2 separate regions of the Homo sapiens genome follow, and region 1 is linked to region 2. A link is a loop called in an ENCODE intact Hi-C map of the cell type or tissue named here. Cell type or tissue: prostate gland. All regions are shown on one strand.

What was found. Hi-C counts contacts between places; a loop is a spot of excess contacts. Peaks named below come from ENCODE experiments on the same cell type or tissue, not always from the same donor. Only the 100,000 strongest peaks of a DNase experiment are listed, where the experiment ranks them.
Region 1: a loop joins it to region 2, with 4 times the contacts of the local background. A loop is called at or near these places in 2 of 110 quality-filtered maps.

The regions. Positions count from the first base shown.
Region 1 is chr13:23,473,757-23,481,756 of GRCh38, reverse strand. All of the region lies in intron 2 of LINC00327 (long intergenic non-protein coding RNA 327), which reads right to left. Among named protein-coding and RNA genes, the nearest start is that of LINC00327, 8.2 kb to the right of the region's middle. In prostate gland, no CTCF peak of the experiment used is centred here; no DNase peak of the experiment used is centred here.
Region 2 is chr13:23,640,249-23,648,248 of GRCh38, reverse strand. The region is part of intron 5 of TNFRSF19 (TNF receptor superfamily member 19); the gene reads right to left. Among named protein-coding and RNA genes, the nearest start is that of TNFRSF19, 74 kb to the right of the region's middle. In prostate gland, no CTCF peak of the experiment used is centred here; a DNase peak (open chromatin) is centred at 4,523.

The DNA.
Region 1 (8,000 bases), 170 kb after region 2:
GAGCAACAACACAATTCAGCAGGGAAGAATATGATTTTCAGACTTGTAATATTATATTTTTTTAAATGTCAAAATTTCAACATAAAATTGTGAGACATGCAAAGAAACATAAAATTATGTCCCATACACACACACGGAAAGCAATTGATAGAAGTTGGCCCTAAGAGGCCCAAATGTTGTGCTTACTAGACAGAGAGTAAAATTAGCTATTTAAACATATGTTCAAAGAGTTAAAGGAAACTATGTCTGAAGAACTGAAGCAAAGAATGATGTATTTGTCCATTTTCACAGTGCTATAAAGATACAACTTGAGACTGGGTAATTTACAAACAAAGGAGGTTTTATTGACTCACAATTCCACATGGCTGGGGAGGCCTCAGGAAACTTAGAATCATGGCAGAAGGGGAAGCAGGCACCTTCTTCACAGGGCAGCAGGAGAGTGAGGGAGAGACAGAGCAATGGAGGAACCATCACACACTTATAAAACCATCAGATCTCATGAGGACTTTCTCACTATCATGAGAACAGCATGGGGGGAACCGCCCCATGATCCAATCACCTCCCACAAGGTCCCTTCCTTGAAACTTGGGGATTACAATTCGAGATGTGATTTGGGTTGGGGCACAGAGCCAAACCATGTCAAAAGATAACTATGTTTAACCAAATAGAGAATAAAAATGGGTCAAAATTATTTAAAAAATAGTAATTCTGGAGTTGAAAGCTAGAATAAGTGAACTGAAAAATAAACCAGAGGCACCCAATAGCACATTTGATCAGGCAGGATAAAAATAATCAACAAACTTGAAGATAGGTCAGTTGAGATTATCCAGTCTGAGGAACAGAAAGAAAAAACAGGCAGAAAAATGATTAGAGACTTGTGGGACACTATTAAATATATCAACATATGCATAATGGAATCCCAAAAGGAGAGGTGAGAGAAAGTTTCAGAAAGATTACTTGATGAAATAATGGCCAAAGCTCCCTAAACTTGATGAAAAACACTAATATATACATTTAAAAAGATCAATAAACTCCAAGTATGACAAACTGAGAGAGATCCACACTGAGTCACATTATATTCAAACTGTTGAAAGCCACAGACAAAGAATCTTAAAAGCAGAGAGAGAGAAGGGACTTGACCTGTATAATGGATCCTCAATAAGATTAACAGTTTCTCATTAGAAAGCATGGAGGCCAGAAGGCAGTGGTATGGCATATTCAAAGCACTGAAAGAAAATAGCTGCCAACCAAGAATTCTATATCCACAAAACCATCTTTCAAAAATGAAAGAGAAATTAAGCCATTTCTAAACAAACAAAAGCTGAGAGGACTTGTCACTAGGATACCTATCCTACACGAAATACTAAAAGGAGCCCATTAGGCTGGACTTAAAGGAGAGTAAGCAGTAACTCAGGTCTACATGAAGAAATAAACGAAATAATAAAGATAAACTACATACAGATGAATATTAAAAATAAATAGTATAAGTGTATTTTTTGCTTGTAATTCATTTCCTTCTCCTATCTGTTTTAAGAGACAGCTGCATAAAGCAATAATTATAAATCCTTGTTGACAAGCATATAATGTATAAAGATGTAATTTGTGATGATAATGGCATACAGGAAGGGTAAAAAAAAGCTATATAGGAACAAAGTTTTGTAGACTATTGGAGTTAAATAATATCATTTGATTTAGATAACATTGTTATTAAGTAAGGTATTAGTGGTAATTGCCAAGGTAACCACTAAGAAAGAAAACTCAAAAATATAGTAAAAGAAATGAGAGAATTAAAATACTGTATAAGAAAATATCTATTTAACACAAAGGAAGCCAGTAATGGAGAAATGTAGAAACAAAAGAATAAAAAGGTAGAAAACAAACAGTAAAATGGCAGATGTTAATCCTAATTTATCATTAATTACATTAAATATAAATAAGCTACATATTCTAATAAAAAAGCAGAGATTGGAAAAAAGATATTTTTATTTAAAATTTTTTTCCTTCTTTCTTTTTTTTTTTTTAATAAAGCAGCTGTCTACAAGCTAGAAAGATGTTTTTAATGGCCCAACTATACACTGTCTACAAAAGACACACTTCAGATTCAAGGACATAAATAGATTGAATGATCAAGAACAGGAAAAGATACACTATGTAAACAATAATAAAAACAGAGATGGAGTTACTATAACTGATATGTGGTGAGATAGATTTTAAAACAAAAATTATTACTAAAGACAAAGAAGGGCATTTTATAATGAAAAAATGTTATTCAATAAGAATATATAATAATTATATGCATACATGTACCTAAAAGAACAGCTCCAAAATGCATGAACAGAAACTGACAAACTTGAAGAGAGAACTATTTCATGTATTTTAGAGCTTTTCTCTTAGGTAACAATAATAGTTGGATATATCATTACCTTACTTTCCATAGTTGATAGAACAACTAGACAGTATATCAGCAAGGAAACAGAAAACTTGAAAAACACTGTAAGTAAACTAAACCCCATGGATATCTATATCACTACCCTACAACAGAACAATACAAACTCTTTTTAAGTACTTTGGAGCAGTCTCCAGTATAGATGATATTTTACAGCATAAAACAAGTCTCAATAAAACTAAAAGGGTTGAAAACATAAAGTATATGTTCTCTGACCAAAATGGAATGAAACTAAACATCAGTAACTGAAAGAAATTTGGGAAATTCACAAATATGTCAACACACTTTAAATAAACAGTAAGTAAAACAATACATCAAAAGAAATTAAAGCATAATTTGGGATGAATGAAAATAAAAACACAATGTACCAAAATGTGCATGCAGTTAAAGCAGTGCCTAGAAGGGAAATGCACAGTTGTAAATGTGTACATTTAAAAAAAAGAGGGTTGGCCAGGCGCAGTGGCTCGTGCCTGTAATCCTAGCACTTTGGGAGGCCGAAGCGGGTGGATCACGAGGTCAGGAGATTGAGACCATCCTGGCTAACACGGTGAAACCCCGTCTCTACCAAAAATACAAAAAATTAGCTTGGCGTAGTGGTGGGCACCTGTAGTTCCAGCTCTTGGGAGGCTGAGGCAAGAGAATGGCGTGAACCCGGGAGGTGGAGCTTGCAGTGAGCCGAGATGGCGCCACTGCACTCCAGCCTGGGCGAAAGAGCAAGACTCTGTCTCAAAATAATAATAATTTTAAAAAACTAAAAAAAAAAAAAAAGGCTGGGCACAGTGGCTCACACCTGTAATCCCAGCACTTTGGGAGGCCAAGGCGGGTGGATCTCCTGAGGTCGGGAGTTCGAGACCAGCCTGACTAACGTGGAGAAACCCTGTCTCTACTAAAAATACAAAATTAGCCAGGTGTGGTGGCACATGCCTGTAATCCCAGCTACTCGGGAGGCTGAGGCAGGAGAATTGCTTGAACCAGGGAGGCAAAGGTTGCGGTGAGCCGAGATCCTGCCACTGCATTCCAGCGTGGGCAATAAGAGTGAAACTCCATCTCAAAAAAAAAAGAAAAAAAAAAAAGAAAGAAAGAAAGATCTTAAATCAATAACCTAACATTCAACCTTAAGACATGGGGCAAAGTAAACTAAGCCAAAGCAAGCAGAAGAAAGGAAATAATAAAGATAAGAGCAGAAATTAGCGAAAGACAAAAGAGAAATACAACAGAGAAGTTTAACAGAATAAAAAGTTGGTTGTTTGAAAAGAGGAACAAAATTGACAAAGTTTATCTAGATTCACCAAGAAAAAAGAGAGAAGACTCAAATTACTAAATTCGGAAATGAATGAGGGGACATTCCTATGAACCCTACAGAAATAAAAGGGATTATAAGGCAATACTGTGAGTAATTGTATGCTAAAAACATTAGATACCCTAGAAGAAACGGACAAATTCCTAGAAATACACAAACTACAAAGGCTTACTCAATAAGAAACAGAAGATCAGAGTAGATCTAGAATAACTAAAAGGATTAAATAAGTAATTGGAAAACTTCCCAAAGAAAATCTGAGGCCCAGATGGGTTCACTAGTGAAGTCTACCAAATGTTTAAAGAAGAAATAAAAGTAGGACAGGAGGAAATACTTTTTAACTTATTCTATGAGGCCAGTATTATCTTGATATCCAAACTAGGTAAATATAACAAAAGAAAACTGTAGACTAATATCTTTTATGAGTATAGATGTGAAAATCTTTTAACAAAATAACAGCAAACCAAACCAAGCAGTATATAAAAGCATTATTCATTATGACCAGATAGGATTTATCTCAGGAATGCCATGGTGCTTCAACAAACAAAATCAATCAATGTTATATACCACATTAATATAATGAAGAAAAAGAACCCCATATGATCACCTCAATTGACTCAGGAAAAGCATTTGACAAAATTACACCCTTTCATGATGAAAAATACTCAACAAACTGGGGATTGAAAGGAATGTTCTCATCCTGATAAAGGGCATCTATGAAAAATCCACAGTTGACATCATACTTAATGGTGAAAGACTGAAACAAAACACTGTACTGGAAGTTATACCCAGGGCAAGTAGACAAGAAAAAAAAAGGCATCCACAGTGGAAAGGAAAATGTAAACTATCTGTATGTGCAGATGACATAACTTACCTATAGAAAACCTAAAGAATCCATATTACAGCTAATGAGTGAGTTCAGCAAATATGTAGGATATAATACCAAAATTTACAAATCAATTGTATTACGCATTAGCAATGAACTGCCCAAAAATGAAACTGAGAAAATAATTCTATTTATAATAAAATCAAAAGGAATAAAATACTTAGGTATAATTTTAACAAAAGAAGTATAAGACTTGTTAATTGAAAACTACAAAATATTGTTAAATTACAGAAGACCTAAATAAATGTAAAGACATCCATGTTCATGGATCAAAATACTTAATATTGTTAAGATGGGAATACTCACCAAACTGATTTACAGTTGCAATGCAAATCACTATCAAAATCTCTGTTGATTCCTTTTTTTTTTTGCAGAAATTGACAGGCAGATACTAAAATTCATACAGAAATGCCAGAGATATAGAGTAGGCAAAATAAACTGAATAAAGAATAAAGTTGGTGAATTTACACTTCCCTATTTTTAAACTTGCTACAAAACTACAGTAATGAAGACAGAGTAGTACTGAAATAAGGATAAACATGTAGAACAATGAAATAGAATTGTGAGTTCAGAAATAAACCCATGCATGTATAGCCAATTGACTCTTTTGTTTGTTTTTTGTTTTCAGACGGAGTTTCACTCTTGTCACTGAGGCTGGAGTGTAATCGTGTGATCTCGGCTTACTGCAATCTCCACCTCCTAGGTTCAAGCAAGTCTTCCGCTTCAGACTGCCAAGTAGCTGGGATTACAGGTGCCCACCATCAGGCCCAGCTAATTTTTTTTTGTATTTTTAGTAGATACACAGTTTCACCATGTTGGCCAGGCTAGTCTCAAACTCTGGACCTCAGGATCTGCCCGCCTCAGCTTCCCAAAGTGCTAGGATTACAGGCATGAGCCACCGCACCTGGCCAGCTAATTGACTTTTGACAGGGGTGTGAAGATCATTCAATGAGAGAAAATAATCTTTTCTACAAATGGGTGGAGCAACTGAATATCCAAAGGTAAAAGAATAAATTTGGACCCCTAGCTCACACCATGTTAAAATATTTTAAAAATGGATAGTGTAGTGCCTGCTACTCTGGAGGCTGAGGTGGGAAAATCATTTGAGCCGAGGAGTTTGAGGTTGCCGTGAGCTGTAATTGCACTGCTATACTCCAGCCTGGGCAACAGAGCAAGACCCTGTATCTTGAAAGAAACAACAAAACACACATTTTAAAAAACCACTAAATTTAAAAAGAGCCCAAAGTATAAGACTCTTATATGAAAATGTGTGTAAATCTTCATCATTTAGGCATTAGTTTCCTAGATATGATCCCAAATGCCTAAGTAAACAAAGACAAAAATAGACAAATTGGATTTCATCAGCATCACAGCATCACAGTGCATTAAAGGACACTATCAAGAGACTGTCCTAAAGAAAAGAAAACCCACAGAATGAAATAAAATACCTGCAAACCATGTATCTCATAAGCATCTAGTATCTAGAATATATGAATGAAGCTCTCTGACAACTCAACAGTAAAAAACTCCATTAAAAAAGTGAGCAAATGATTCGAACAGACATTTCTCCAAAGAAGGCATACAAATGGCAACCAGGTATTTGAAAAGGTGCTCAACATCATTGATCATCAGAGAAATGCAAATCAAAACTACAATGAGATATCATTTCAGACACACTAGAATGACTATAATAATAATTTTTAAAAGGGAAATAATATTGGCAAGGATGTGGAAAAATTGGAACTCTAATAAATTGCTGGTGGGTATATAAAATGGTACAACCACTGTGGAAAACAGCTGGTTCCTAAAAAAGTTAAACATACAGTTCTCATATATAACCCAGCAATTCAATTCCTAGGGATATAGCCAAGAAAATGAAAATGTATGTTCACACAAAAGCTTACATTTTAATGTTCACAGTAGCATTATTCATAATAGCCAAAAAGTGGAAACAACTCAATTGTCCACTAACAGATGAATGAATAAATAAATTGTGGTCTATCCACACAAAGAAATACTATTCAGCCACAAAAAGGAATGAATTACTGACACATACAACAATGTGGATGAACCTTGAAAACACTATGCTGAGTAAAAGACGTCAGACAAAAAAGGCTACATGTTGTAGCCTTTTATTCCGTTTATATGAAATGTTCAGAATGGGCAAAACTATAAAGAAACAGAATAGATTAGGAAGTGTTCAGGGCTGATGGCCGGGAGACTGGGCAATGGCTGCCCAAGAGTATGAGATCTCCATTTGGGGTGATGAAAACATCCTGGAATTAGATAGTGCTTTTGGTTGCACAAATTGTGAATATGATACACTGAGAACCACTGAATTGTGCACTTTAATTTTTTTTTTTTTTGAGATGGAGGTTCTCTCGTGTTGCTCAGGCTGAAATGCAGTGGCACAATCTCAGGTCACTGCAACCTCCACCTCCCGGGTTCAAGCGATTCTCCTGCCTCAGCCTCCCAAATAGCTGAGATTACAGGCATGCACCACCTGCCCAGCTAATTCTGTATTTTTAGTAGAGACGGAGTTTCACCATGTTGGTCAGCCTGGTCTCAAACTTCTGACTTCAAGTGATCCACCCGCCTCGGCCTCCCAAAGTGCTAGGATTACAGGCGAGAGCCACTGTGCCCTGCCAATTGTTTGTACACTTTAAAATGATAATTTTATGATACGTAAATTGTATCTTAAAAAACAAGGGAAAAAATACGTAGAAACAGTTTAGACATGCATTATCTTCTGTGAATAGCATTGTCAACAATCCAACATAAATTAATTAAAAAACAAGAATCAGGCTCATTTTTTACAATAAAAGCTTTTGATATTTTTATACATGCTGTTTATTCAAAACTTATAGGTTTTCTATATGGGAAATTACAATTCCTTTCATAACCTTTTGTTTAGTTTCAATGGTAGAATGACACAAATATTTTAATGTAAAAATGATTGGCTACTTTAATTGCCTATACACACACTTTCAATAAGTATGTACCATTTTTGTAATTCTTGTCTTTTTTTCTATTTTAAATTTGTTCTGATAACATTGATTGAAATATAATATTTTGTCTAGGGGCCGGGCACGGTGGCTCATGCCTGTAATCCCAGCACTTTGGGAGGCTGAGGCGGGCAGATCACGAGGTCAGGAGATTGAGACCATCCTGGCTAACACGGTGAAACCCTGTCTCTACTAAAAATACAAAAAATTAGCCGGGCTTGGTGGAGGGCGCCTGTAGTCCCAGCTATTCAGGAGGCTGAGGCAGGAGAATGGCATGAATCTGGGAGGCAGAGCCTGCAGTGAGCTGAGATGGTGCCACTGCGCTCCAGCCTGGGTGACAGAACGAGACTCCATCTCAAAAAAAAA
Region 2 (8,000 bases):
GACCAAAATATATGGAAGCACCTTCCATGTCCATAGACTGAAAAAATTACTATTGTTAAGATGACAATACTACCCAAAGTGATTTGCAGATTCAATGCAATTCCTGTCAAAATTCAATGGCATTTTTTACAGAAGTGAAAAAGCCTATCCTAAAATTCATATGGAATTTCAAGGAACCCTGAAATAGTCAAAATAGTCTTACAAAAGAACAAAGATGGAGCACTCACATTTCCCAGTTTCAAACCTTACTACAAAAGCTACAGTTAAAAAAAAGGGGGGGTGGTGTGGTACTAGAATAATGACAGACATATAGACCAATGGAACAGAATTGACAGTCCTGAAGTAAACCAATACATTTATGGTCAACTGATTTTTTTAAATGAGTGCCAATACCATTCAATGGGGAAAGGGAAGCCTCTTCAAAAAATGGTGTTAGGAAAACTAGATGTCCACCTGCAAAAGAATGAAGTTGAAGACTACTTCACACCATATTTAAAAGTTGACTAAAAATAGATCAGAGACCTAAATTCAAGAGCTGAAACTAAAATTCTTAGAAGAGGCTGGGCACAGTGGTTCATGCCTATAATCCTAACACTTTGGGAGGCTGAAGTGGAAGGATTGCTTGAGTTAGAGACTAGCCTGGGCAACATTGCAAGAACCCATCTCTATTAAAAAAAAATGTAGCTGGGCATGGTGGTGTCACCTGTAGTCCCAGCTACTCGGGAGGCTGAGACAGGAGGATCATTTGAGCTCAGGAGTTCAAGGTTATAGTAAGCCAAGATCACACTACTGCACTGTAGCCTGGGTGACAGAGCAAGACTCCATCTCTAAATAAATCAATAAATAAATAATCTTAGAAAAAGACATAGAGGAAAATCTTCATGACCTTGGGCTTGGAATGGTTTCTTAAATATACAACAAAAGCACAGAAAACAGAAGAAAACAATAGATACATCGGACTTTATAAAAATTAAAAACTTTTGTGCTTTAAAGGACACCATCAAGGACATGAAATGACAGCCCACAGAGCAGAAGAAAATATTAGCATTTCATACATCTGGTAAGGATTTAATATCCAGAATATATAAAGAGCTCCTACAACTCAACAACAAAAAACAGACAAACAAATTCAAAAGTAGACAAAGGATTTGAATAGACATTTACCAAAAGACATACTAATGGCCAATTAGCACACGAAAAGATGCTCACCATTAATAATTAGGGAAATATAAATCCAGACATGATGAGATACCACTTCATACCCATTAGGATGGCTACAACTTAAAAAATAGAAAATAACAAGTTTTGGTGGAGATGTGGAGAAATTGGGACCTGTGTGAATGTATGACTATTATGGTAAGAACGTAAAATGGTGCAGCTGCTGTGGGATACAGTTTGGTAGTCCTCTAAACATTAAACACAAAGTTACCATACAGTCCAGCAATTTCACTCCTGGGTATATACCCCAAGGAATGGAAAATAAGGAATCAGATACTTGTATATCTTCATAGCAGCATTATTCACAATAGCCAAAAGGTGGAAACAACCCAGTCGTCCATCAGCAGATGACTAGTTAACAAAATGTGGCATAGACATACAGTGGAATATTATTCAGCCTTTTAAAGGAAAGAAAACTTGATACATACCACAAAATGAATGAATCTTGAAAACATTATGCTAAATGAAATAAGCCAGACACAAAAGGACAAATACTAATATAATTCCACTTACAAGAGATACCTAGAATTGGCAAATTCATAGAGACAGAAAGTAGATTATAAATTACTAGGGGTGGGGGAAGGGAGGCACAGGAGCTTTTGTTTAATGGGTGTAGAGCTTCTATCTGGGGTGATGAAAGAGATATGGAAGTAGCTTAGTGGTGATGGCTGCACAATATCATGAATGTTATTAATATCACTGACTTGTATACTTAAAAAAGGCTGAAGTGGCAAACTTTATGTTATATATGTTTTCCCACAATTAAAAAGAAAGCTAATAGGAAGTGATTGGGGGGGCTTCAGGGTGGAGGGTGCCAGGTTCTGCCTTCCGCTTCAGAAAGATCACTGCCCGCTGACCGGGGAGGGAAAGAGAGAAAGGGCAGGCCGGGGGGTGCCGCACTGGCCCAGATATTGATGGTGATGGCTTGGGTTAAGATTACAGTCATGGAGGCTTGTCAGCTGGCTTGATTTGAGAACTGTTTGTTCTAAGAGTAATTGGATACACTGATGGATTGTGAGTCAGGTGCAAGGAAAGGCAGAATCAAGAACACACCTAGGTTTTAGAGTAAACCACTGGATGAATTAGGTGCTGTCTATTAATTTATGGAGATGGTGAAGTTTTGAGGGACCATGGGTTTGGTGGAGGGAGGAAGGAGGTATAAAACATTTTAATTGTTAAGTTTGAGATGCCTATTTATCCACGTGGATCCGTTAAGCCAGCAGCTGGACATACACAACTGAGGCAGAAGAGATTGTAGCTGGAGATATAAATTCAAAAAGCATCAGTGCATAGGTAACGTCCAAAGCCAGGGACTGATCAGATCACCTAGGTGTGTACAGTGTAAAGAAGAGGACCCAGGGCAGAATGCAGGTAGGCTTTGAAATTAGGAAGTCTGATAGAGGAGGAGTCAGCCTCTGAGATAAGGGGAAAACAAGCAGGTATAAAAAAACATATTTCAAGAAACACATAAATAAACCAAGGCTTTGCGGGATGAATTCTTCTGATTCTTAAATAAGTAGGCTACAACAGGCCAGGCACAGTGGCTCACACCTGTAATCCCAGCACTTTGGGAGGCCAAGGCGGTAAGATCACTTGATGCCAGGAGTTTGAGACCAGCCTGGTCAACATGGCGAAAACCCGTCTCTACTAAAAATACAAAAAGTAGCCGGGCATGGTGGTGCACACCTGTAATCCCAGCTACTTGGGAGGCTGAGGTGCAAGAATCCCTTGAACCCAGAAGTGGAGGTTGTGGTGAGCTGAGATCACACGACTGCATTCCAGCCTGGGCAACATAGTGAGACTGTCTCAAAAAAATAAAGGTAGGCTACATCAGGATATTTTATTTTACAGATTAGTTACAGAAAGCAAGTTTGTACATTCTGAAGAAAAAGACTGGTGATTTTTAAAAAATTAATGACCCTGCCCATTGTAGCCCCTTCCAAATTTATTATTGAATGATTCTGAACTAAAATGAAACCAAAATGTGATTTGAAAATGTGATGTCACAAAGTAAGAGGAGCAGAGCTCAGTGGAGTTAAGAGTACTGGTGATCTATTACTGAAGTGGGTTGTTTAGAGCAAGAAAGTATCATTTTTCAAATAGAGGATCACAGAAGGATTACACTAGGATTTGCATCCTTTTCCTAAGGAATCATTCTGATGTTACTTTTGAAACTTCGCCCAAATATATATATATATACACACAGGGGCTTGATATCTCTGCTCACCAGCATCTGAGACTGGCAGACATACAGGCCAGCCTATTTCCTACCGTCTGTGTTTAGGACAGCTCACCGCAGTTGTACTGCACAAAGTAGAAGCAAAAGTTCATCATGTCAGACCACAGTCCTCAAATATGCTCTGAGGGCTGCGTTTCCAAGCTAGTGCCTGATATCGTTTTCACTGCTTTTCTTTTTTGAACTGTGTATTAGTCTGTTCTCATGATGCTAATAAAGACAAATCTGAGACTGGGTAATTTACAAAGGAAAGAGGTTTAATTGACTCACAGTTCAGCAGGGCTGGGGAGGCCTCAGGAAACTTACAATCATGCTGGAAGGGGAAGCAAACACATCCTTCTTCACATGGCGGCAGCAAGGAGAGGTGCCAAGCAAAGGGGGGAAAGCCCCTTATAAAACCATCAGATCTTGTGAGAACTAACTTACTATATCATGAGAACGGGATGAAGGAAACTGCCCCCATGATTCAGTTATCTCCCACTGGGTCCCTCCCACAACATGTGGAGATTATGGGAACTACGAGATGAGATTTGGGTGAGGACATAGCCAAACCATATGAAACTGAGGGCACATCAAAACCAGTACAGCTATGCAAGCTTTTCCCCTATGGTGAGCAATGTTGCAACATTGGTTTATAAATACAGAACTTCTGAGCTTGACTCTTCTTTTAAGTTCCCTTGGTAGGCACTGCCCTAATTATCAGCCCTTTTGTGATTTAAATGTAAGTGAATCAAGGCAGAACCCTATGGTGGCCTCAAGCTGTCTCTGTTTTAATATTAATACTGATGATTCATAACTATGCTTTCATTGTGAGCAGAACTCACTCCTAAGAGGTACACTTTTATATCTTTTTTTCCCACTTAGATTGTTGTATGAACTTGTGTCTAAGGGCTATGAGCCAGGGTAAGTAAAGTGAAATGTAAAAGATGAAAGACTATCCCTGGAACAAAAGAAATGCACATTGCAATGGCACTGATGGGATCTCAACTGGGGCATTGTGGGGTGGAGGTTATTTAGTTATTTAGAACAACACAGAGCAGGACTCTGGAGATATCCCATGGAGGATCTTCGCACCTTCTCGCCATCCGGCAATTCTGATTTAACTATTTCTGTTTTCCTCTGGCTGCCTGCCCATCATTGTTTTATTGCCATCCTCAGCCTGTTACTGTGTGTTGGAAGAAAACCAGAAGAAAATGTGAAATGTCCTCTGTGAAACTGGGGGAGATGTTTATATCCGTTCTGAAATTTAAAGCACTTGGTTCCTCTCACATTTAATTCTCAAGTTCTTACAAGAGTCACTTAAAAAACAGTTTCCTTTAGATTATTAATAAACATTACTCTCTTTTACAAGGCATTCAAAGAGACAGAATTACAGCTAATGTTCCAAAATGGTTTCTATTATCCCATTTTTATCTTCTGAATTATAGGCAGAAAGGTCCAAATCTTGCAATTACATGAATCAAAGCTCTCTACTGCATTCACAAGAGCTTTCATCAAAACATGTTGCTGAATTTATAAAACAGAAGAGGTATGCTATTAGAAAAGCAGAAACTTCTTTAAATAACAACTTCTTACTCTATCAGTTCTTAGATGCTACTTTATCTCTGCTCTTGGAAAATCTTAGGTAATAGCCAGTGGCTTTAAATCTCCTCTCAGAGAGAGAAATAAGTTTATTGTTATTAGTTTGGTACTGACAGAACATTACTCTGGATCGAAGGGTTAAAGGTAAGAACGCAATATCAACAATTAATTACAAAGAATAGTTGCTTTTAATTACACCTACTGATGAAGCAGAAAAAGGCAGCACTGACTGTCTAGATAAATTAATATACGTATGAAAAGACTGCATTTGCAGAATCGATGTGGTAAATTTTCATGTGCCTGTGAACACACATTAAAGTTGGCTTACATGAACCTGATTTTAGTCAATGAGGAGTAAACTGGAAACACATCTACTCCAAAGACCTGACCTGATTTTATTGCTGGAGCTCTGGAGTAGGTATATACTAAAACTGAAAGCATTGTTTATTGATAAATGTAAGCACTCTGCTTCTGAGGGATCATAGTTTAAATTTCTAAAAGGATTTAGATAGAGCCTCCCTCCACTGGTCCATGTGTGATAACAAGCACATCAACAGGCCATCATCCCTCTTTCCTTCCCTCTTTCTTGGCTTTAAAACTTACTGGAAGATGCTGCATATTAATGGTTAACAGCTTTGCAGCCAACAGTCTGGGTTCTCCTCCTGGCTTTGCATGCACTAGCTGTGTAACCACCAGCAAATGACAGCCTCTTGCCTCAGTTTCCTTATTGGTAAAACCAAGAAATAACAATATGTATTTCACAGGATTTTTGTGAGACCTGAATGAAGTACTGCACATAAAGGGTTAGCGTGGAACCTGGCACACAGTAAACTGCCATAAGTGTTAGTCATGCTTTCTCCAATTATTGTTCAGAATCCAGACATTATAATGATTATGTCAGAATCTGGAGTGTCTCTTGACTGAAACCGCCTATACAGTGGAGAGGCCTTTGGAAACGTGACGGAATGAGTGACTTGCAACTAATTGTTGATGCATGTGTCCCCATAGCCCTCAAGTACTAAAGTTAAGAAGGAGAATTAATGATTAAAAACAAACCAAAATAATCTTTTCCAGAAGTTCAGATTTCTTTCTTATAAAAGACATAGACACTGTTATAGATAATCCTCAACTTATGATGGTTCAATCTAAGATTTGCTGACTTTACAATGGCGTGAAACCATTGCAATTTTGACATAGTGTATGATACAGTATTCAGTAAGTTACATGGGATATTCAACATTCTAATAAAATAGGCTTTATGTTAGATGACTTTGCCCAAGTGTAGGCTAATATAAGTGTACTGAGCACATTTAAAGCAGGCTAGGGTAAGCGATGCTGTTTGTTAGATTAGGCGTACTAACACTTTTGACATATATCTTCAATCTGCAACAAATTTATCTGGATGTTGCCCTATTGTAGGTCAAGCAGCATCTGTACATTTATCTAAGTATCTCAAAGGACTTCATCAAAATGATTTCTTCATTGGTAACATCAAGCAATGTTATATAACAATAAGCAACAATTAGCAAAATAATTAAGGAATATTGTGAATGAAATGGTAAAGCCATTACTAAGAAAATCCTGGCCAGGCACGGTGGCTCACGCCTGTAATCCCAGCACTTTGGGAGGCTGAGGCAGGTGGATCACTTGAGGTCAGGAGTTCAAGACCAGCCTGGCCAACATGGTGAAATCCCATCTCCGCTAAAAATACAAAAAATTAGCCAGATGTGGTGGCATATGCCTGTAACCCCAGCTACTTGGGAGGCTGCAGGAGAAACACTTGAACGTGGGAGGCAGAGGTTATAGTGAGCTGAGATTGTGCCACTGCAGTTTAGCCTGGGTGACAGAGCAAGACTCCATCCCTCACCAAAAAAGAAAATCCTTGATCTGCAAATAAGAAAACATTTAATTATTTGTCAATTACATAGACAGCTCTCAGAATACATAGCTGAGGTGCCTCCTGCCAAATTTTTAAAGAAGTCATCATGGTAAATGTTCTCACTCAAGGGATATGGAAAACAAGCCCAAGATCTGAATTTAGAAGATTTTTCTTAAATAGATCATTAGAGAATTCTGCACAGGCAAGACACAGCTGATAGTACCATAATTGAGTGTAATTTTTGTACAAAGATTCAAAAATCTTTCATGGAATCTTTTATTAAACGAACTAAAACAGTATGACTATTTCCTCCCTAGCTGCTTGGGCACTACGACCTGGGTTTGGACTTATTAACCATGTAGCAACAAGAAAATAACAGCATTAATGAACATTAAGAAACAATAACATCACATATTTAAAATACATGCAAGAAAAGAGGCACTGAAGGAAAGGAGTTTGATAGAAATGAACCTGAAGAAAAAAAGGCAGAGAAGAAACCTGTATTTCCTTGGACCTATGTTTTTAGTTCTACTATCAACATTCAAATGGTCTCCCTCACTTACTGCAAAATTATGGCAGGAAACAAAGGCTGGTGAGAGGAGCATATGAGAATTCTCTTTGTAGACAAGCCAATTTGATTTAATTCATTCAAAGAATGGATTGGTGAACATTCTCAGATGAACATCTTGGCATACAGTTTGCCAACATGGAAAGACAAAGGCCTACTTGAGAGGAGAAGGTGTGCAGGAGAAAGGTGGTTAGGAGAAAGAAGACGGGAGGCCACCTGGCCCAGCCTAGCATTTATAACCAGAAAGAGCAGCTCATCTGGTGCCTCCCCTCTCTGACTGTTTTAGTTTTAACTAGAGAGAACCACACTCTCACTCAAAGCTGGGTACAGGTTAGTCATCGAGGAAGGCTGTAGTAGCACTTACTTGGCGATAAGCTGGCAGCATGAAGTTACACAGAAATCTGGCAGTTTCTAATGATTCTCATCAACACAGCTAGCTACATTTTCTGACCTGTATTAGCATCCTGTTTGGTTACTAAAATTGATTTTTAAAAGTAAGCTAGAAGTCACCAAGTCTC